Linked DNA regions of Homo sapiens: region 1 is linked to region 2. Evidence: chromatin contacts called from ENCODE Hi-C or POLR2A ChIA-PET data. All regions are on one chromosome and are shown on one strand. The core of a region is the stretch at or near the end of the contact, and the rest is flanking DNA. Distances in the headings are between cores, read along the strand shown.

Region 1 (5,268 bases), core at 1,618-4,117, 340 kb after region 2:
AGGGCTCAAGATCCAGGCCCTATCCCTGGCCAGAGCATGGTGCACAGCAGGTACTCAGTAAATGGCTCTCCAGGGGCTGGATGGATACTGGGAGAGAAGATATGGAGGATGGAATGATGGCCTGTAGATATTTTAACATGCTGTTTTGTGGAAGAGATTGCAGACTTCATTGATTAACTCCAAGGGGTAGAATTAAGTTCAAGGGAAAGAAATTGGTTTTAAGAATAACCTTTTTCCTAGATTTGTACTTAATTGAACCTTTGCCTAAGTTATATGGCTTTTTAAAAATTAGAGGTTTCCTGTAAAAATTCTTAGGTGCCACCGGGACCCTAATCTTCTGGAGCTGCCAAGGGGGTCTGGGAGGAGACAACATCAAATAATTACACTATAACTTAATGATAGCTGTGAAAAGGGTTGTGAAGAAGCTGGGTCATTGGTACAATGGTTCTGAGTAGGTGACACTGGACTTGACATGTTGAGAATGGTGTTGAGGGAAGGATGCTGGTAGAAAGAAAAGGGAAGGATGCAGGCAGAGAAAACAGCTTGTGCGAGAGCCTCCCCCAAGAGTGGGAGTAGGGTGGAGGAGAAAAAGAACAGGGCTTGTTGACAAAGAGAAGGTCCCAGAAGAGGTGAGTCCAGATTGGAGAGGTATGCAGGGGTTAGACCATGTAGGGCTAAGTCGGCCACAATTCCAATTTTGAATGTGAGGAACACGGTTTTTTATTCACTAGTGTTTCCTCAGTGCCTAGTAGACTAGTGGCACTCCACATTTGGTGAAAGATTTTATCCTAAAAATTATGGGAATTCAGTTTTATGCAGAGAAGTGAAATAATGATATCTTTCTCATTTTCATCACATATAAAATGAGAATAATGGTCATTGTGGTGAACATTCTGTAAAGCAAAAATAAAATTCTAAGGCCGCCCCCCACAACCATCTGAATGGACTTCCTCCTCAGCCAGGGCTCTTTCAAAATTAAACCCGAGTGACCGTTTCAGGCCATGATGGGAAGTAGGGGTTGAACGTGCCTCATTATACCTCTCTACCGTTAACATCAACACAGACTTTAAGTTTGATAAGAAACATTTTACAACCCATTCTCTCTGAAGCCTAGGATTTGAAGGTTTCCTCTGCAAATAAGAACTTGGGTCTCCACAATCCTTTATCTTAACCCAGACATTCCTTTCTATTGATTTCAGGTCTTTAGAGAAACTCAACCAATTGTCAACCAGAAAAATTTAAAATCTACCTATAAGCTGGAAGCCCCCCACCGCCCCACTTCGAGTTGTCCCGCCTTTCTGTTGTCCCACAAACCAATGTCTTTCTCTCTTTCCCCCTCCCCTCTCTTCCCTTCCTCCTTTCCTCTTTTCTTTTCTTTCTTTCTTTTCTCCCTTTCTTTCTTTCTTTCTTTCTTCCTTCCTTTCTTTCTTTTCTTTCTCTTAGGAATAACGCTCAAAATCCTAAGGGAAATTGAACACTCGAACAAAGGATTATTAGCAAAGCAATTTTACTTCTGCTCAGAGGGGTGTCTGCTTGGCCAGTCGCCATGAGAGCACACCTGAACAAAGGGGCACGAGAGCCTTTATTCCTGACGCAAGTCCTGCCCCTGTACCCTTTCCCCATTGGCCGGGGTCGGGTCATACAATCTGAACTAATCCCGGTTGGCTAAACATTTGATTTTTTTAGGTAATGTGGGCACGTAAAAGAAAGTGGAGAGGAAAGGGGAAGGGGTGCCTGTAATGAACTAGAAAGTTAGTCCTCTTTCCAAATAATGAAAGGAATGTGAGCTGGTACTGATAACGTCTGGTACTGATAACGTCTTGTACTGTGGCGTGCCTCGGCATCTAACGAAGGCAAAAAGGAGAAAAAGGAAAACAAAAGTGTGTGTGGGGGGGAGTACTATGAATTAAAGAATAAAAGATTGATCTAATTATTTGAAGAGAAACCTCATCATATCCCAGATTTCTTTCTTTCTTTCTTTCTTTTTTTTTTTTTTGAGACGGAGTTTCGCTCTTGTACCCCAGGCAATGGGGCGCGATCTCGGCCCACTGCAATCTCCGCCTCCCGGGTTCAAACGATTCTCCTGCCTCAGGCTCCCGAGTAGCTGGGATTACAGGCACCCACCACTACTCCCGGCTAATTTTTGTATTTTTAGTAAAGATGGGGTTTCACCATGTTGGCCAGGCTGGTCTCAAATTCCTGACCTCAGCTGATCCACCCGCCCAGGCCTCCCAAAGTGCTGGGATTACAGGCATGAGCCACCAGGCCCGGCCCAACCAGTGTATTTCTTGAATGAACTGAAGTCTCATATCTCCCTAAAATATGTAAAACCAAGCTGTACCGGACCACCTTGGGCACATGTTCTCAGGACCTCCTGAGGGCTGTGTCAAGGGCCATGGTCACTCATATTTGGCTCAGAATAAGTCTCTTCAAATATTTTACAGAGTTGGACTCTTTTCGTTGACAATTCAATGACGCTTCAAGCGTTTTTGGCAGCTCTCATCAGTGGGATCCGCATTAATAGTGAAACGGCATCATGGCGCTTCCCGCAGTTCGGGATTGTTTTGAACTTTCATCTAGAGCGTATTGTGGGTGGGGAAGTTGTGTTTGCTGAGTAGATTGTGACACTGCTGGCTTGGGTCACTCGAGGTCAGGGATGAGAGACTTTTTTTCCTAGAATTGGTAAGACAGGAAATCAATCAGAGGCAGAGCGACGCCTCTGGCTCTGGTCTAGTGGTGCAGCGTCTCTAGCCCTCGCCCCGCCCACCGTCCCCGCGAGGCGTCCACTCGCCGAGCCCCGCCCTCACCCAGCACCCACCCCGCTCCTCGCGCCCTCCCCGCCTGTTCCCGCCCTGTGCTGAGGCTGCGCAGTCGGTGCCATCTTCTACGCCCCTGGGAGCGTTGTGGCTGCTGTTTCCTTCGGCTTTCCTCCTCCTGCTCCACCATGTGGAGCCGACGGCAGGGCCGCCTCAGGCCCACGGTCTGCGGGGTGGAGGAGCTACGGCGCCGCCGGCGGGAGCGGGAGGCAGGTGTGGGCGGCCGAGGGAGCGCGGGGGTATATGGCGGTCGGGGATAAGTTGAGACCCCAGGCTCGGAGCCGCGGGTTCTGGGTTGTGGTCGTCCTTCCCACGCTCAGCCGGCTCCTCTGCCCCCAGCACTGCGGAAGGCGCGGAGGGAGCAGCAGCTGGTCAGCAAGAGGCTGCTGAGAAACGACGCCCCAGAGGAAGCTGGAGAGGGATGTGTGGCTGCGATCCTCGGGGAAACCGAGGTGAGGGGGCAAGGTAGGGTGCGCTGGAGTCCACGCCCGCTGGCGCCAGACTCCCGGGAGTACTCGAGGTCTGCCCCAAACCTGAACGCAATCCACTCTACACTTCCACGCATCCAGTGGGTCAAGCCAGAAACAGGGGAATCATCCTGCACAACTCTTTGACCCACAACCCCATATCGATCCATCATCAAGTCCTAGTTGTTTACCTCCTGAAGAGCTTTGGAGTCTTTACATGCCTCACCATCGAAGCTGCCACCACCACCTCCTCTCTGGATACTACTGCAGTCTCCTAAAAGGTCACCCTGCATCTATGCTTGTCACCGTCACTACGTCCTTTAAAAACACGTGGAGACCAAAATCTTTCCTGTGCCTTGCAAAGCATAGCATGGTCTAGCCTCTTCCTAACTCAAATTTTATCAGTTTTCTCATCCTACCCACCGTCCTCTTTTTAGTTCCTGCAACGATATATCGGATTTGTGTCTCAAGCCCTTGGCATTCGCTACGTCTAACGTTCGTTTCTTTTGGTATTCTGTCTTGAGAGCCTATTTTTTTTCTTTTCTTTTCTTTTTTTTTTTTTGAGACTCTCGCTCTGTCGCCAGGCTGGAGTGCAGTGGCATGATCTCGGCTCACTGCAACATCCGCCTCCCGGGTTCAAGCGATTCTCCTGCCTCAGCCTCCCGAGTAGCAGGGATTACAGGCGCGCGCCACCACTAATTTTTGTATTTTAAGTAGAGGCGGGGTTTCATCATGTTTGTCAGGCTGGTCTGGAACACCTGGCCTCATGATCCACCCGCCTTGGCCTCCCAAAGTGCTGGGATTACAGGCGTGAGCCACTGTGCCCGGCCACCTACTTGTTTCTTGTAGAATATTAATCATTATCTAATGGTTTGTCTATTGTTATTTCTCCAACTAGACTTTAATTGCAGGAAAACCTAGATCCTGTGTTGTCATTGAAAACCCGGTTGCCTGCACATTATCTGGCATATAGTTAAGTACTCAGTGTTTATTGAATGAGTGAATGAAAGGATTTATTCAGTAAGCATTGAGTATCCCCTGTATTTGTATTATGTTTACGTACATAGTTTACCGTACATACCATGTTGACATATATATTATCAACTTATTCCTAGGTCATACTATTCCATTGTATGCTTACTTTATGCCAGGACACTGTGCTGGTCACTGAGGTACACAAAGATGAAAGGATAGAGTCCTTTTCTTTGAGGTGCTCACAGCCCGGTGAAGAAGACAGATGTCACAAGGGAAGGAAACATGAGGAACAAGAGAAACTCCTAAGTCTCTCAAAAAGAGCTAACTTCCCAGAGGAAATGAGGAGCAGAAACCTGAAGAGAGTGGGAAGCTGGAGAGGGTATCCAGGCAGAAGAAATAGCATGTGCAAAAGCTCGGAAATGTAAAAAAAAGAAAAAGAAAAAGCTCATGTTAGGCTGGTTGTTGTTAGAGTGTAGGTTGCATGGGGAGAATGGCTAGAGGAGTAGGTTTTGCCAGGCTGAGAGGTTTAAATATCCTTGAAAGAACCCTGTATGAAGGCAGGATAGATATTGTTATTCTCATTTTCAGGTGAGGAAACTTAGGTTCAGGTCCCATATGGAGTAAGTGGCAGGTATGGTATTAGAACTCAGTTCTGATTCTCTGTCCACTCCACTGCAAGGTAGATGCTTATTAGTTGCATTAGTGTGAATGACAAGTTCTGAAGGTGTGATATTGGAAGGCTCACAGGTGAAGTGGGCAGAGAGAGACTTAGGACTTGCTTTCTGTGAACCGTGTGTTCTCCTTTCCCTGCCCTGAACTCCAGGTGCAGCAGTTCCTGCGGCAAGCCCAGCGGGGGACAGAGGAAAAGGAGAGAGAGGGGGCTCTGGTCAGCCTTCGTCGAGGCTTGCAGCACCCTGAAACACAGCAAACCTTCATCCGGTCAGTGTGGATGGTGTGGTGGAGGGAGGAGTTGGGGCTCTGAGGGATGGACCACAAGCTAAGCAGGGCTC
Region 2 (6,041 bases), core at 2,418-4,917:
TACTAAAAATACAAAAATTAGCCGGGCATGGTAGCATGCGCCTGTAGTCCCAGCTACTCAGGAGGCTGAGGCAGAATTGTTTGAACCCAAGAGGCGGAGGTTGCAGTGAGCCAGAATCACACCACTGCACTCTAGCCTGGCAACAGAGCGAGACTCTGTCTCAAAAAAAAAAAAAAAATGTACTTTAAAGTCTAAACTTAAACACTTTAATTAATCTACCTGAAGTTCAGCTCCTCATTTTAAAAAAAGAAAGCATTTAATTAGATAATCTTTAAAGTTATTTCTAAGATACTTTAACCTGCCGGGTGTGGTGACTCATATCTGTAATCCAGCACTTTGGGAGGCTGAGGTGGGCGGATCAGGAGGTCAGGAGTTCCAGACCATCCTGGCAAATATGGTAAAACCCCGTCTCTACTAAAAACACAAAAATTAGCAGGGCGTGGTGGCAAGCGCCCGTAATCCCAGTCACTCAGGAGGCTGAAGCAGGGGAATCGCTTGAACCCAGGAGACGGAGATTGCAGTGAGCCAAGATCGGGCCATTGCACTCCAGCCTGGGCGATATAGCGAAAACTCCGTCTCAAAAAGAAAAAGATACTTACTTTAAACCAAAGTTTCTTTTGTTTTGAGACAGAGTCTAGCTCTGCTGCCCAGGCTGGAGTGCAGTGGCATGATTTCGGCTCACTGCAACCTCCACCTCCGGGGTTCAAGCGACTCTCCTGCCTCAGCCTCCCAAGTAGCCAAGACTACAGGCAAGTGCCACCATGCTCAGCTAATCTTTGTATTTGTGGTAGATACAGGGTTCCACCATACTGGCCAACAGGCTGCCCTCAAGTGATCCACTCGCCTCGACCTCCCAAAGTGCCAGGATTACAGGCATGAGCCACCACTCCTGGCCTAACCCAAGTTTTAAGATGAACAAATTCTATTTAACTCGGACAAAAGCACTCCCAAAATAACTCCATTAAGGACACATTTTACTTACATTCTTCCTACACCTTCATACATGTTAGTCTCATCTACCAAAGTCATGATCTCTGTATCTGTAAGATGTGCATGCTTTTTCGTTCTGTTTAGCTGTTCAATCTGTATGTCTGCGAGCTTCACCTTCTGTTGAGTGTCAATAACTTTGGCTTGAAGCTCTGTGAAGGCCTAATAAAAACAAGTCCATGATTTAGTAGGTAAAACATTTTACAGGAAACATTTACCTCAAATCCAAATATATTAAAACAAAATATGCTAGCCAGAGACAAAGCTGTGAAATTTACCAAACATCAATAAAAGTCAACATAACTGTAAACAATCAAGTCACCATACTAAATACTGAATTTACAATCATCAGAAGATACAATCAGTGTGAAGCAAATCAAATGCATATTAAGTAATAACCATATTAAGTAGCAAGTACTCAAGGAGTAGTAAAAGAAATAAATGCAATAGTCAAGGATGAAATCCAGAGATTCAAAACAAGAACCATAAAAGTAATAACTCACTACATTTGTATTGCACAATTAGGTTTCAAAGCACTTTCTCACATTAGTTTGAAATATTAACATGGGAATATTAATATAAGAATATTAATGAGGAAATATAATAAATATCTCATTTATGCCTCTCAGTAATTCCATGAGTTAGCATTGGCAGTCTCATCATCCACAATTTACAAATTAAGTAACCAAATGAGTTAAGAGATAAAAGTGGCTTGCACAAGGTTGAACAACTACTGGGGGGAAGGCAGGTGTTATTTAAATCCATTTCTTCTAACCCCTTAGTTCAGCAATCTTTCCATTCCACTGTCTATAGTAATATTCATAATATGAACATTTTTAAGAGGAAGACCAAGAAAGAGAGTGAGAAAAAATGCAAAGCACTGGCAAAAGAATTGCATCATGATCTTCATCCACAGATACCAGGCCAAATTTGACCCTTGCGTACACTTACTTAACTGGAAGATAAACAGTTCTTGGATACTTTTGTTGAAGTGCCTGGAATGACTTTCACATGCTGTTAAATTTGTGCCTTAATAACATCTGTGACTGCAATGCACAGCAAAGGCTACTACATAATTTTTATTGTGACCTTGTTTTCACCTACTAGTAAGGTTTTGAAAGATTTACTTTGGGGAAGGGGAGGGGCCTGAAATTTCCTATTTGTCTCCACCCAAAAAAAGGACCCTGTAAAAACATTAGAAGATAAAACCTTTAAACAAGTTTTTTAATTAATTGGTTATCAAAATTATTCATTTTAAGTTTGTAATCATTTTCTTAGTTTGCATTCACCGCCCGCAAGTTTCAAATGTAGCAATAAATTCAAAAGTACCGGGAGGCAAATCCATTCACTAAACCCTGATTTAAATCGGTACTTTTAACAGAAGAAAAGGTAAATTTTTAGAATGCACAATTTTGTTTTGAAATGTAAAATTCCAGGTATCATCTGACTGCTCTATACAGCTTGCTAAGGAAGCTAGTATACCATTAAAGATGAGCTAGTATACTGTTAAAGATTAGAGACTCCACCTAAGAGCTAAATTTACAAGATTCAAGACAAGAAGAACAAAAGCAAGACACAAACACATAATATCCTCACAACACTAACAAAAGCTTCATTTGTTAGAAGCAACAGCTATTTCGGCTGTCCTATTTCTTTTACACAAGTTGACCACAGGCAGTCTTAACTAAGATGTTGCTCATCTGAAGAACTCAAAATAGTGGTCAAAAAAGTGTGAGATAAGGCAGAGAATACTGGATTCTAGTCCCAACTTCTGACAGACTTTTCTGGCACTGGTTCCTTTTCCAGAAAAGTAGATTTAAAATAGATAAATTCTAGGGTCCTTTCCAATCCACCCCACCGCACAAAGCATACTGGTTTGGGGTCATTAGTGGTGTTAGAATGCTGATCATTCTTAGATAGCAAAAATCTGAATAACAACACATTTATAAGCAACTGAGGAAAACAGGAAACCCAATTCCTTCCGATACCGGTTTTATTTGGAAAACTTTACTGGTTTTGTTTTGTTTTTGACAATTCCTTCAAAAGAAGGAGGTTTTGTTTTGTTTTGTTTGACGAGTCCTTCAAAAGAAGTGGAGGGGGGGCAAAATCCTGAAATGAACATTGCTGCTACAATGCTTGGTTTTCCGAACTGTAGATATTGCAACTTTCAAGGTACAGAACCGAATAAATGGCCTAAAAACAAAGGTTGGACTTGGAGTTTTTCAAAGCAAATGAGGCAGAATTACGGATGCCACAGCTCAGGCAAGGGGTCCGAAGGGACCCCCATTTGAAATGCTCTCTTTAGTTCTTACTATGAAAGTGAGTCCCTGAAGCCTCCAAACGCAACGAAATGTCTCTGGAGCTCAGAAAGACTGGACAAGCCCGAGACAGGCCCGCAGACTTACCCGACCCAGACCAACCGGCTCCTACCCAGCAAGAGCCGCTCGCCCCCCACCCCGTTTATGGAGACCCAGTGAGGCCTTAGGACTCTGGGAAACCATTCCCTAGTCCACTGGACCCTCCTTCCTTCTGCAAGGCTCGTGCCTCACTTGATATTCTTGTCTATAGTCCCCTCAGCCTCCAAAAAGAAGACCTCCGCCTGCCAAAGACCCTCTTTTACCTTCTTCAGCTCTAGATCCACGGGGGCGGCCATCTTGGTGCACTGTAAGCGCCTGCGCAGTGGGAGTTGGACTGAAATAGGGTGGGGAAGGGCGCGTCTTACTTTGTGCGCCGGTCTTTCTTCTGCGCCTGCGCATGAGTTGGACTAACCGGGCTTCTTATCTTTCTCTGAGAATTGACTCCTGAAATATTTGGGTTTCGGATTCCGTGTCTTCACTACCTGACCGGTCAGGTCTGGCTTGCTCCTCCGTATCTTCCAGACATAGCCCAACGCGCAGATTTCCCATGTGGCTTTAAGCAGTTTGCCAGCTAGCTTAATATGTGCTGCTAAATTGAGATGTATGTAGATGAGGTCAAACCCTCATCAGTCGATCAGTCCTTCAGCTAGTCGCTGTGCTCTCAGGAATGAGTAAGAGTAAGTCCAGAACCTCAGGCATGACAGTTTGGGAAAGACTATTGGAAAGCTTGTCTGGAGTGTTCTTTCCAAAACGAACTTATTACTTCCAAAAGCTTCCCAAAGACATTCTAGGCACAGTGGTTCTCAAGAGAGGCTGAATACGTTTGTTTAAAAACAAAAAAATGCAGGTTCTCTGGGTCTCATCTCAAACGTACTCAGAATCTTTGAGAATGGGGTCTGGAAATTTGCACTTTTGCAGACTACCCCAGTGACCTAATGGTGCAACTCCTCCGCGGATCACTTTTTTGAGAATCTCTGCCATAAAAGGACCTGGCATTTGAACCAGAATAGATAATAATTGACTTTTGGAAATGGAAAAAAAAGTTAACCTACTCTAAAAACTGTTATGCTAAGAGAAAGTGCTACATAAATAATTAGGAAATTTATTTTATTTTTTAAAAAAAGAAAGAAAGAGAGAAAGAAAACAAACTGTTAGGGAGATGAAAGGGCAGGGAATTTGGAACCAGCCTAATCTAGATTCAAGGCTTGGTCTGCCTTTAGCCTATGTCTGGTTCCATTTACTAATTGTGTGACTTTAAGCAAGTCACTTGGATATTTTGTGGGGTTTTTTTTTTTTTTTGTACGTTTGTTTGTTTCTTGAGACAGGATCTTGCTCTGTCACCCAGGCTCGAGTGCAATGGTGCAATCACGACTCACTCCAGCCTCTACCTCCCGCGCTCAAGCGATCCTCCCACCTCAGCCTCGTGAGTAGCGCTGGGACTACAGGCGCGCGCCACCCACACTCAGCTAATTTTTATATTTTTGTACAGACGGGTTTTCACCTTGTTGCCCAAGCTGGTCTCAAACTCCTGAGCTCAAACAATCCGCTCGCCTTGGTCGCCCAAAGTGCTGTAGTGCTTTGATATTAAAGGCTTGAGCCACCGCACCCGGCCACATTTTTTTTTTTTTTTTTTTTTTGAGCCAGGGTCTCGCTCTGTCACCCAGGCTGGAATGCAGTGGCACGATCTCGGCTCACTGCAACCTCTGCCTCCCAGGATCAAGTGATTCTCCTGCCTCAGCCTCCCGAGTAGCTGGGATTACAGGCGCCTGCCACCACGCCCGGCTAATTTTTGTAGTTTTGGTAGAGACGGGTTTCACCGTGTTGCCCAGGCTGGTCTCCAACTCCCAGCCTCAAGTGATCCGCCTGCCTCGGCCTCCCAAAGGGCTGGGATTACAGGCAAGCCACCACGTCCAGCATCTGCCACCTATTTTTAATGAGCTTCAGTCTTCTCATGTTTGAGAGTGACCATATTGACCTAACAGGGTTATTGTGAGAAATAAATGAGATCAGGATAAAAAGCTCCAAACATAGCTCCATGCACACAAGTAGATACTCAATAAATCACTGGTGTTAATCGCCGTCCTGTTTGTCTTTCAAAGTCCAGCAAATGGGCACTACATCCCCCATCACACAGAGCAAAGATAATCTCTCCTCTGAACTCCCCTCACAACATCTATTTCTCTCTCAAGGCATATAACACTGTCTACCTTTTTTTAGAAAACATTTTTCTTAGACTGTAAGCTCCTTGAAATCAAGAACTATGGAATAATGGTTCTTCCACCTCTTGTACCTAGAACACCTGTCACAGTGCATCACGGGAAAAAAATACAAAATGGATACTGGATGTGAATAAATTATTCTGGAAAAAAAAAAGAAGACTCATTCCTCCCCAATTTGAGAAAGAGTAAAAAGGATCTGATATTTTGATTCTCTGGGACCTTCTTAGATTCTCATTACAGATGATCAATAAATACTGACTGATTAGCCAGGCATGGTGGCATGCCCCTGTAGTCCCAGCTACTCAGGAGGCTGAGGCAGGAGAATTGTGTGAGGCCTGGAGGCCAAGGCTGCAGTGAGTGGGGATCAATTGTGTCATTGCACTCCAGCCTGAAAGACAGAGTGAGACCTTGTCTCAAAAAATAAAATAAAATAAAATAAAATAAAATAGTGATTGAATATTGAAATTCAAAAAAAGTC

What was found. A loop is a pair of places that touch in the nucleus more often than their neighbours do. ChIA-PET counts read pairs that join two places held with the same protein, here RNA polymerase II (POLR2A). Pooled maps may share reads with other maps.
Region 1: a loop to region 2 is called in a map of CD4-positive, alpha-beta T cell, with 4 times the contacts of the local background. The contact joins the promoter of TMCO6 here to the promoter of PFDN1 in region 2. A Hi-C loop is called at or near these places in 4 of 168 maps with a recorded cell type or tissue (CD4-positive, alpha-beta T cell, CD8-positive, alpha-beta T cell and naive thymus-derived CD4-positive, alpha-beta T cell), 3 of 37 single-sample maps with no recorded cell type and 13 of 50 pooled maps. POLR2A ChIA-PET finds 5 or more read pairs at or near these places in 5 of 52 experiments (H1, HEK293T, PC-9 and 2 more).

The regions. Positions count from the first base shown.
Region 1 is chr5:140,636,584-140,641,851 of GRCh38, forward strand. TMCO6 (transmembrane and coiled-coil domains 6) reads left to right here and starts at 2,868. Exons shown (of 12, transcript NM_018502.5): 1 at 2,868-3,029; 2 at 3,156-3,268; 3 at 5,082-5,197. The coding sequence starts at 2,945. RefSeq lists a silencer at 2,680-2,929.
Region 2 is chr5:140,299,434-140,305,474 of GRCh38, forward strand. PFDN1 (prefoldin subunit 1) reads right to left here and starts at 3,668. Exons shown (of 4, transcript NM_002622.5): 1 at 3,608-3,668; 2 at 983-1,149. The coding sequence starts at 3,640. RefSeq lists enhancers at 1-13, 3,405-3,684 and a silencer at 3,573-3,777.